Linked DNA regions of Homo sapiens: all the other regions are linked to region 2. A link is a contact called in ENCODE Hi-C data. All regions are on one chromosome and are shown on one strand. Each heading gives the region's core, a stretch centred on a gene start or an enhancer-like site at or near the end of the contact. The rest is flanking DNA. Distances are from core to core; before and after follow the strand shown. Region 1 holds the start of BHLHE40 (basic helix-loop-helix family member e40). Region 2 overlaps GRM7-AS3 (GRM7 antisense RNA 3). Region 3 holds the start of EDEM1 (ER degradation enhancing alpha-mannosidase like protein 1).

The links. Hi-C counts contacts between places; a loop is a spot of excess contacts on that map. Pooled maps may share reads with other maps.
Region 1: a map with no recorded cell type shows a loop between it and region 2 (19-fold over the local background). The contact joins the promoter of BHLHE40 here to the enhancer-like site in region 2. A Hi-C loop is called at or near these places in 2 of 37 single-sample maps with no recorded cell type and 1 of 50 pooled maps.
Region 3: a pooled map shows a loop between it and region 2 (4-fold over the local background). The contact joins the promoter of EDEM1 here to the enhancer-like site in region 2. A Hi-C loop is called at or near these places in 3 of 37 single-sample maps with no recorded cell type and 2 of 50 pooled maps.

The regions. Positions count from the first base shown.
Region 1 is chr3:4,977,997-4,980,705 of GRCh38, forward strand. BHLHE40 (basic helix-loop-helix family member e40) reads left to right here and starts at 1,441. Exons shown (of 5, transcript NM_003670.3): 1 at 1,441-1,802; 2 at 1,966-2,035; 3 at 2,305-2,412. The coding sequence starts at 1,723. It overlaps BHLHE40-AS1 (BHLHE40 antisense RNA 1), which reads right to left and starts at 1,965. Exons shown (of 3, transcript NR_125916.1): 1 at 1,799-1,965. RefSeq lists enhancers at 1-22, 153-272, 1,573-1,722, 1,830-2,424 and silencers at 383-1,152, 1,363-1,422.
Region 2 is chr3:6,678,443-6,681,154 of GRCh38, forward strand. The region is part of intron 2 of GRM7-AS3 (GRM7 antisense RNA 3); the gene reads right to left. All of the region lies in intron 1 of LOC105376944 (a long non-coding RNA gene), which reads left to right. Among named protein-coding and RNA genes, the nearest start is that of GRM7-AS3, 130 kb to the right of the region's middle. Within about 2 kb of position 1,314, at least 2 of the 41 ENCODE cell types and tissues checked have a DNase peak (open chromatin) inside an H3K27ac peak, as active enhancers do.
Region 3 is chr3:5,186,305-5,189,073 of GRCh38, forward strand. EDEM1 (ER degradation enhancing alpha-mannosidase like protein 1) reads left to right here and starts at 1,403. Exons shown (of 12, transcript NM_014674.3): 1 at 1,403-2,010. The coding sequence starts at 1,502. RefSeq lists silencers at 1,032-1,441, 1,682-1,851, 1,902-2,191 and an enhancer at 2,342-2,391.

The sequences.
Region 1 (2,709 bases), core at 191-2,690, 1.7 Mb before region 2:
GCTCAATTTAACCTCTTCCTAGAGGTTCTGCAAGTTCAAGGGCAGGATCCGTGTCGGATTCATCAACTAGTGCAGCGCCTAGTGCAGAGCAGGGGGCTCAAGAAATACGTGTCGACCGCATGATTGCTAAGATTTCCCTGTAACAGGCGGTTTTTTTTTCTTGTCTCTCTCATCCCTCCTGCCCTGGGTGCAGACCGCGAACAGCGCCGCCGAACTTCCCAACAGGCAGGGAGAGGGCCGATCCGGGCTGGCACGCCACGTCCCCGGGGTCTCAGTCCCTGGGTCAACGCAGAGAGGCTCGCGGTCCGCGGTGCTACGACCTGAGCCCGGCCACGTGAAGCGTCACGCCCTGCGCTGCTGCAGGGCAGGCGCCGCCGCCGCGGTTGTGTAACGCTGCAGCCGGAGGGGAGGCGACCGGGGCGCCTCTGCTCCGGAGGGGGCAGAGGAGGGAGGGAGCGCCGGGCACAGCGCCCGGTATCTTTCTGCGCTTGACTGGCCGGGAGGAAGGGGGTGACACTGGGGCACCCAGGGGGCTGCGCAACCGGGTGCCCGCCCGCCCGCAGGTTGTGCCCAGGAGCGGAGCTCCTGGGAGCGAGGGGCCCTCGGCTCACACCCTCCACGGTCAGGTGCGCGCGGCGTGCTCGGCGGCAGCCTCAGCTGCCCCTGCGCTTGGCCGTCGGCCCGCTTCCCATGGGGTGACATCCGCCCCGCCCCTCGGTCCCTCCCCAAGGCGGGCAATTCCTGGACGCGAGGGTGAGCAGTGGGGGCAGGGAAGCCAGGACGGAAAGAAACCCCAGCCTCTGGGGAAGGCTGGGGGGCCGGGCGACTCCCTCCGCAGCGCGCCGGTTCCTCCAAGCGGGCCGGGCGGGGGAGGAGGAAGAGGGCTGGGCTGGAGCTAGCAAGGGGATATTCCTCTCCCGGCTTGAGTCAGACGCGGGCGGATCCGTCCTCCCCCGTTCCCTCCCAGGAGACGGGAACTTACTTCATTTCCCTGGGGCAGGTTCGCCCACGTTACCAACTTCTCCCCCTCCCCCAGCACCCCCGTCCCTTCCAGCTTCCGCGCCCCCCACCCAACTGGGCAGGACCCAGGTCGTGCTGCCACCCCCTCTTCGGGGAAAGGCGGCCGCAGCCGCAGACACCTGGGGGCCGGGGCTGGGGGTGGGGGCTCCCTAGCAGCCGCCGGAGCGTTGTCCAACACGTGAGACTCATGTGATGAAGCCGGGGGAGGGCGGGCAGGTCGCTCCTTCCCTCCCCGGCAGTGGCCAGACGTGCCTGGAGTCACAGGGTAGAACACGTAGCTCCAACCCACCCACTCGCTCCCATTTAACCCAGCCCGCAGCCTCTCCATTACTCCTCGGCTTGCCCCCCCACCCCCCCACTCCGCCCTAACCGCCCCCCCCTCACCCGCTCCCTCCCGCCTCCCCGCCCGCCCCACTTCTCATTCACTTGGCTCGCACGGCGCAGACAGACCGCGCAGGGAGCACACACCGCCAGTCTGTGCGCTGAGTCGGAGCCAGAGGCCGCGGGGACACCGGGCCATGCACGCCCCCAACTGAAGCTGCATCTCAAAGCCGAAGATTCCAGCAGCCCAGGGGATTTCAAAGAGCTCAGACTCAGAGGAACATCTGCGGAGAGACCCCCGAAGCCCTCTCCAGGGCAGTCCTCATCCAGACGCTCCGCTAGTGCAGACAGGAGCGCGCAGTGGCCCCGGCTCGCCGCGCCATGGAGCGGATCCCCAGCGCGCAACCACCCCCCGCCTGCCTGCCCAAAGCACCGGGACTGGAGCACGGAGACCTACCAGGGTAAGTTGGCACTCCTTGGCCCTTCAAGCCTCAACTGCAGCCCCATGTTATGCGCCACTCTCAACTTGGAGCAGCTCCGGGCGCACCGGGAGGTTCTTGCCCGGCAGAACGCCTGCAGCCGTGCGCAAGCAGTCACGACCCTTCCTGGTCTCTCTTCCTGCAGGATGTACCCTGCCCACATGTACCAAGTGTACAAGTCAAGACGGGGAATAAAGCGGAGCGAGGACAGCAAGGTAAGCAAGTGCACCCCTAGGGACCCTGCGCTCAGCCCCTCGCGCGCGCTGAGTTTCCAAGAAAAGTTTTCTCGCTTTGAGGTTGGCGAGGGGATGCAGGGTGTGGGCTCGGTGCCTCTTCTGAGTGACTTGGAAAAGAAAGGGCAGACGATGGTTCTGGGTGCTACTCTGCTACTCTGCTCCTCTGCCGGACTGTTGCTGCGGGGCTGGGAGGATAGGCTTCTCATCTCCTTCCCCAAGCGCCCACCGCCTCCCCGTGCGTCTTGCAGGAGACCTACAAATTGCCGCACCGGCTCATCGAGAAAAAGAGACGTGACCGGATTAACGAGTGCATCGCCCAGCTGAAGGATCTCCTACCCGAACATCTCAAACTTACAGTAAGTGAGAAGCTGGCCCCTTTCCAACCCAGTCCTTTGCCCAGAGGGCGGGCGGGTCACTCGCCGCCTGCAGGTTCCGCGGGGAACTGCAGACCAGACTGGCGGATCAGAGCTGGCGGGTGGCTCTGCGGTGGGGTCCTCCTCCACAGTCCTGGCGTTTTCTGGCTGACTCATGCAAATGAGGCGAGAACCACTTGGACCTCTCCAAGTTGGCTCCAACACCAACTGGCCTTCCTTTTCAGGAGTTTAACTTCTGGTGATTTTCAGGATTCCCTAGTTTTTCTCACTTAAAGGAAC
Region 2 (2,712 bases), core at 64-2,563:
CAAATCATGGTTTTCCTGACTCCATAATTTCAGCTGTTGGCCCAAGCTTGCATCATAAATTCACTGTTGCTTTTCTGTGCTGAAGACTTTTTTGTGGCATAAGGTTTGTAGTGGATGAGTTGGGGGAAGGATGGAAATAACTTTGTTACCCACACTAAACCTGTAACCTCTTCCCATATTTGTCTGCTGCCCTCTCCCCTCTCCTTTATGAGGTTTGATTGGAAGAAGGAGCTATAGGAATCTCTTGAGTTGCTTTCAAAAGGATATAAAATGACTCCATGAATAAAATCTTGAATTCAATTATTGTGGTTGTTTCCACTTCAATCTGTGTTTTAGACAGCCATCAAACATTTCCCCACCTTATTATGAAATAATTTAAGGAGAAATGTGAAGGCAGGTCACAAGAAAAGCATGGGACCATCGACTTCAGCTGAACATCTCTAATTGTGGCTTTAATTGTAATGGAGCTTTGACTGAATTCTCATAGAGCTTAGAGATGGGAGTTTCTAATAAGATATATTCAATAGAGGAATTCTTAGAGTGCATTGGTGCTTAGGACAATGTGTGGTTTTAAAAATCTTTGTTATGTGCCCATAAACTATACATTGAGAATCAATTCTAAAAGATCAGTCCTGAAGACATAATAAATGACTTCTGAGGTTTGTCCATGAACTCTATGAAATTTCATATATGTGTGTTCTCACTATTTGAGGAATAAGACCTACAGATTCCTTTAGTTTATTTACCTCAAATAAAGTAAAACTAAGATCAGTGCGTTTCCTTAAGACTCACTGCTTTGTGAAACAATGATATTTTAGATTTGTACTTCGCAGTTTACTAAATGCACAAACACACACACATATATACATTTAACCTCAGTATTCAAAGAACCTTTAGCATTGGTTGTCTAAACAACATCCCATGCTAAGGTTTTTGGAATGGAGCAAATTATAAATAATATTTTTTAAAATGTGTGAAAAGTTGGCTGCTTAGAAAACATGGTCGTGACCACAATGTTTATATTAGCCCACATGATTAGGTTTCCTGGTGTATAAATAGACACACTCAAACTTGTTTAAGCAATGAAGAGAACTGGTTCAGATAACTGAAAATTACAGAGATAAAGTTGCTTTTAGGTGTGGTTTGATCCAGAAGTTAATTGTGGCTCCCAGGCGCCGGTTCTTTCAGCTCTGCCACCTCAGTGTGTCAGTTTTGTCCTCAAGTTGGTGTCTCTTGTGGAAGCAAATGGTCATAACAGTTTCATGTATCTTGTTCCTTGCAAAGTGAAGAGGAAGTGAAACTCTTGGATGCAGCATTGACTGGCCAGTCCTGGGACCATCCGATTGGGCTAGTGCATTGGTTCACATGTCAACTGAACCCAGTTTTTGAGACCAGAGGGCACTGAGTGTGCTCATTGGCTTCAGCATGGTCACATACTCTTCTGGAAGAGCTGAGAGTAGAGTCGCATTCCTTGGGGCCACATGGACAGCAAAATGAAAAATTAGTGGTCTTAGAAAAGGGAAAAAATTATGAACACTGGGAAAGTGAAAAGATAACTTCTACACTGAGGCAGATGAAAAATACAGTGTCAATAGCAAACACTGGAGGAGAATATCTTGACATAAGCAGCATTAAGGCTATTTAAAAGGAGGAAACAGAAGCCCAGAGAGTTGGAATAGCAGCCTATAGGCACACAAGCAGTAAGTGGATGAACTGGGACTCAAAGGCAGAACTCTTAACCCCAAATCTATTGTTCTTTCTCACATATACTGTTATTTCCACAGAGAACCAAGTGCGTAGAGCTCATAAACTGCAAAGCAAATTTGGCTGTGCCTGTGGAAATAAACTGCTGGGTAATATATGACTTAGACCAATGACAGCTGTGAATTTCAGTTTCATTTCCAGATACAGAGATAGTTTGCAGAATGGTGGAGTTTTCACTTGCAGGGCACAGTAATGCTCTTCACTTCTCAGAGGCTTTTCAGCTAAGACTGTCAAAGGTCTCTGGAAAGATGAAACATATTCTACTCCATAATTGAGGAGCCAGAGGCAAAGGGTAGTGAATTAGCCAAGCCACCACCAGCGCAGCCTAGATGGCCTTGGTCTCCACTGAGCAGTTTATAGTTGTTTTCTACTATAAATAAGGGCATGCACGCAGGAGCATGAGAGTCACAGACCAAGTCACCAAAGGTGACCCAGAGAGCCTGTGATTAACTTTTCTGTGGCCAGAGAGAGAAAATGGAAAAGTTCAGTAGCAAAGTAAATTTTTGCCACAATGGTGTTGTTGAAAAATACCCATGACTCAACTCAGCAGATTAAGTTCTGCTCCTGGCTCAGTAAGAAAATAACCTTGGCCATATTATTATTATTCCTCCCGATTTAAGACGAGGAATCTAGACTAGACCACCAGAGACTTCCCCAACCCCCATCCCAGCTTTGAGCATTTGTGTGCTTTGTTTTTGGTCTTTATTCTTTTTTTCTTTTCTTTTCTTTTTTTTTTTTTTTTTTTTTTTTTGAGATGGAGTCTCGCTCTGTTGCCCAGGCTGGAGGGCGGTGGCGCGATCTCGGCTCACTGCAAGCTCCGCCTCCCGGGTTCCCGCCATTCTCCTGCCTCAGCCTCCCGAGTAGCTGGGACTACAGGCGCCCGCCACCACGCCCGGCTAATTTTTGTATTTTTAGTAGAGACGGGGTTTCACCGTGTTAGCCAGGATG
Region 3 (2,769 bases), core at 153-2,652, 1.5 Mb before region 2:
TATGTGCCAGCTACCATGTGCTGTAATCAAGTGTTTTCTTAGTTCCCCTTACACCTCCTCTGTATTTCAGAAAGTCCTCTACCCTGAAAATGTGATGAGAGTGCCACATGACAACTTACCTTCTTATGCACTCCATTGGTCGGCCATTCAGCCAATATCAGATTTGGGGGTCTAGTCAGGTCTTGCTTCCCAAGCTTTTCAGAAACCCTGATGAAACAGGCATAGGGTCTAAACTTAGGGAGGGCAAAACTTACAGCCAACTCCAAATGCAGCAAGCAAAATAAATAAGCGCCTAAACCATTGAATCTTTATGTGAAAGCCATAGCCCTTTAGAGCTAACATTTGCAATCTTCTTAATTATAGGAAGTAGATACAGAGGGGTAAAGTTATTTAACTGGGAATCTACCCCACACCTCAAAGGTTAGGTCACTAATTGCGGGTGCACAGGAGAGATGGTAGGATGGGAGGGACAGGAGAAGACATGTTTAGATATATCTGGTAAATAATTTGGTGGTGGTGGGAGCCTTCATTCCCACCCCCAACCCGCCCCCCCCTTTTAAAAAAATCCTATTTCCGAGACAAAAGCAATATAACATAACTTTGTATTTCCTGAAACTTCCAGTTTCTAAGAACTGTCCAAGAGTACTTACACGCACATTCCCGAGACCGTTGGAGTTGTTCGATAGGTCTAGGGAGGGATCTGGGGATACGTGTTTTACAAGCACCATGAGCGATTCTTCAAAGTTGGGTGTTTGAATCAAAAGAGCAGAATTCATGATACCGTTTTGTGCACTCCTTGAGCTAAAAGGTAGTATCCCACCCTCTCCATAAACAGACACCTAAGTTATAAAACTTATGCGCTCGATATGCAAAAATAGCTCGTTTTATACAGAAACGATCCTTTCCTTCTTTTCCTTATATATCTTTTAACTGTCATCACTCCTAACCTAGACCTAGAGTGGCTTTTTCCGGTCCTAGCTCTGCCGGACACACGCTCTGCCCAGAGACCCGATCCACCCAAGGCCAGGCGGTCTGGGGTCACGTCTGTGTCCAGCGTCCGGCGGGCGCTGCCGTGCCGCTCTCCCATTGGCTGGAAGTTCCCTCGCGGGCCGGCGCGGCTCCTGCTCGCCACGCCAGCCCATCGGGCTACGGACCGCCCAGGGGGGCGGGGCTTGGGAGTTGGGGCGGGGCCCGGGTGAGGGGCGGGGCCTCGGGGCGTCGCGGACGTCCTGGCGGCCTACTGCGTGGGAGGGAGTCCTGGGCCGCGCCCCGCGAGGCCGGGCCCAGGCCGGGCCAATCCCGGGCCACTGGGCGGGCGACCGTGGGGCCTGGCCGGCCCGCCGGAGAGCCTGGGGGTTGGGGACGATGGGCTAGTTCCTGGTGCGTCACGGGGGAGTTCCTTAAAGGGGAAGCGAGCCGGGCTACGGGGCGAGCGCGGGGTGCGGTGGTCGGCGGGGAGGCCCCCGCGCTTTAAAATAATGCCCGCGGCGCCCGCGCGACCATGCAATGGCGAGCGCTCGTCCTGGGGCTGGTGCTCCTCCGGCTTGGCCTCCATGGAGTATTGTGGCTCGTCTTCGGGCTGGGGCCCAGCATGGGCTTCTACCAGCGCTTTCCGCTCAGCTTCGGCTTCCAGCGTCTGAGGAGCCCCGACGGCCCCGCGTCGCCCACCTCGGGGCCCGTGGGCCGGCCTGGGGGGGTATCCGGGCCGTCGTGGCTGCAGCCGCCGGGGACCGGGGCAGCGCAGAGCCCGCGCAAGGCTCCGCGGCGTCCTGGGCCGGGGATGTGCGGCCCAGCCAACTGGGGCTACGTGCTGGGCGGCCGGGGCCGCGGCCCGGACGAGTACGAGAAGCGCTACAGCGGCGCCTTCCCTCCGCAGCTGCGTGCCCAGATGCGCGACCTGGCACGGGGCATGTTCGTCTTTGGCTACGACAACTACATGGCTCACGCCTTCCCCCAGGACGAGCTCAACCCCATCCACTGCCGCGGCCGTGGGCCCGACCGCGGGGACCCGTGAGTAGCCCCCGCCGCCCGGGGCCGCGCGCCCACGCGCTTCCTTCCGCCCTCCGCGCCGGGGTGCAGCCCTCTGTCCTCCGGGGCCCCCGAGGGCGCCAGGGCCGTTAGGGTCCCGGGCAGCGCTCCCGCGCCCTGTCCCGTGTGAGTCCCTGTGAAGACCCCCGAGCTTGAGGGTGCGGGGTGGGCCGGTGGCCTTCCTCTCCTGATTCTCCCGGAATCTCCAAACTTCAGAACTGCTGTCCAGCTCAGTGTCTTACGCGTGAGGATACTGAGGTCCAGGACCAGAAGGGACAGTGGCAGTGCCAAGGGCTGGCTTGGAGGGCTTTCCACTTCCATCCGACCCCTTCCTCCGGATGAGCATAAACTCTAAATGAAATCTCCATCATGCCCCCCGTGTAAACGCAGCCTCAGAACAAGCCTTTACCTCGCACCCCCACCTCTATCACATTGCCACACCCACGTCTTTTCTATGTAAAAAGCCTATAGTTGACTTCTCCAAAGCCGTCCATTGAGTTTGAGGCAGAACGGGGTTACAGCCTCTCCTTCACAGGGGCTGCTTCTTAGGCTGAGGATAGTTAGGTGGTGGGGAGGGAAGCTATGTGGCCCACTTTTGGGGTCCAGATACTTGAGGTGAAATTCACTGGATGCCAGATTGACTGTCAACGTCATCGCCCTGTACGATCTGTCTATAAATCCCCCGCCTCTGGTGGCGTGGTTGTCCGGGAAGGTCAGGCAGTCTTCCCTGTTCACCAGCCT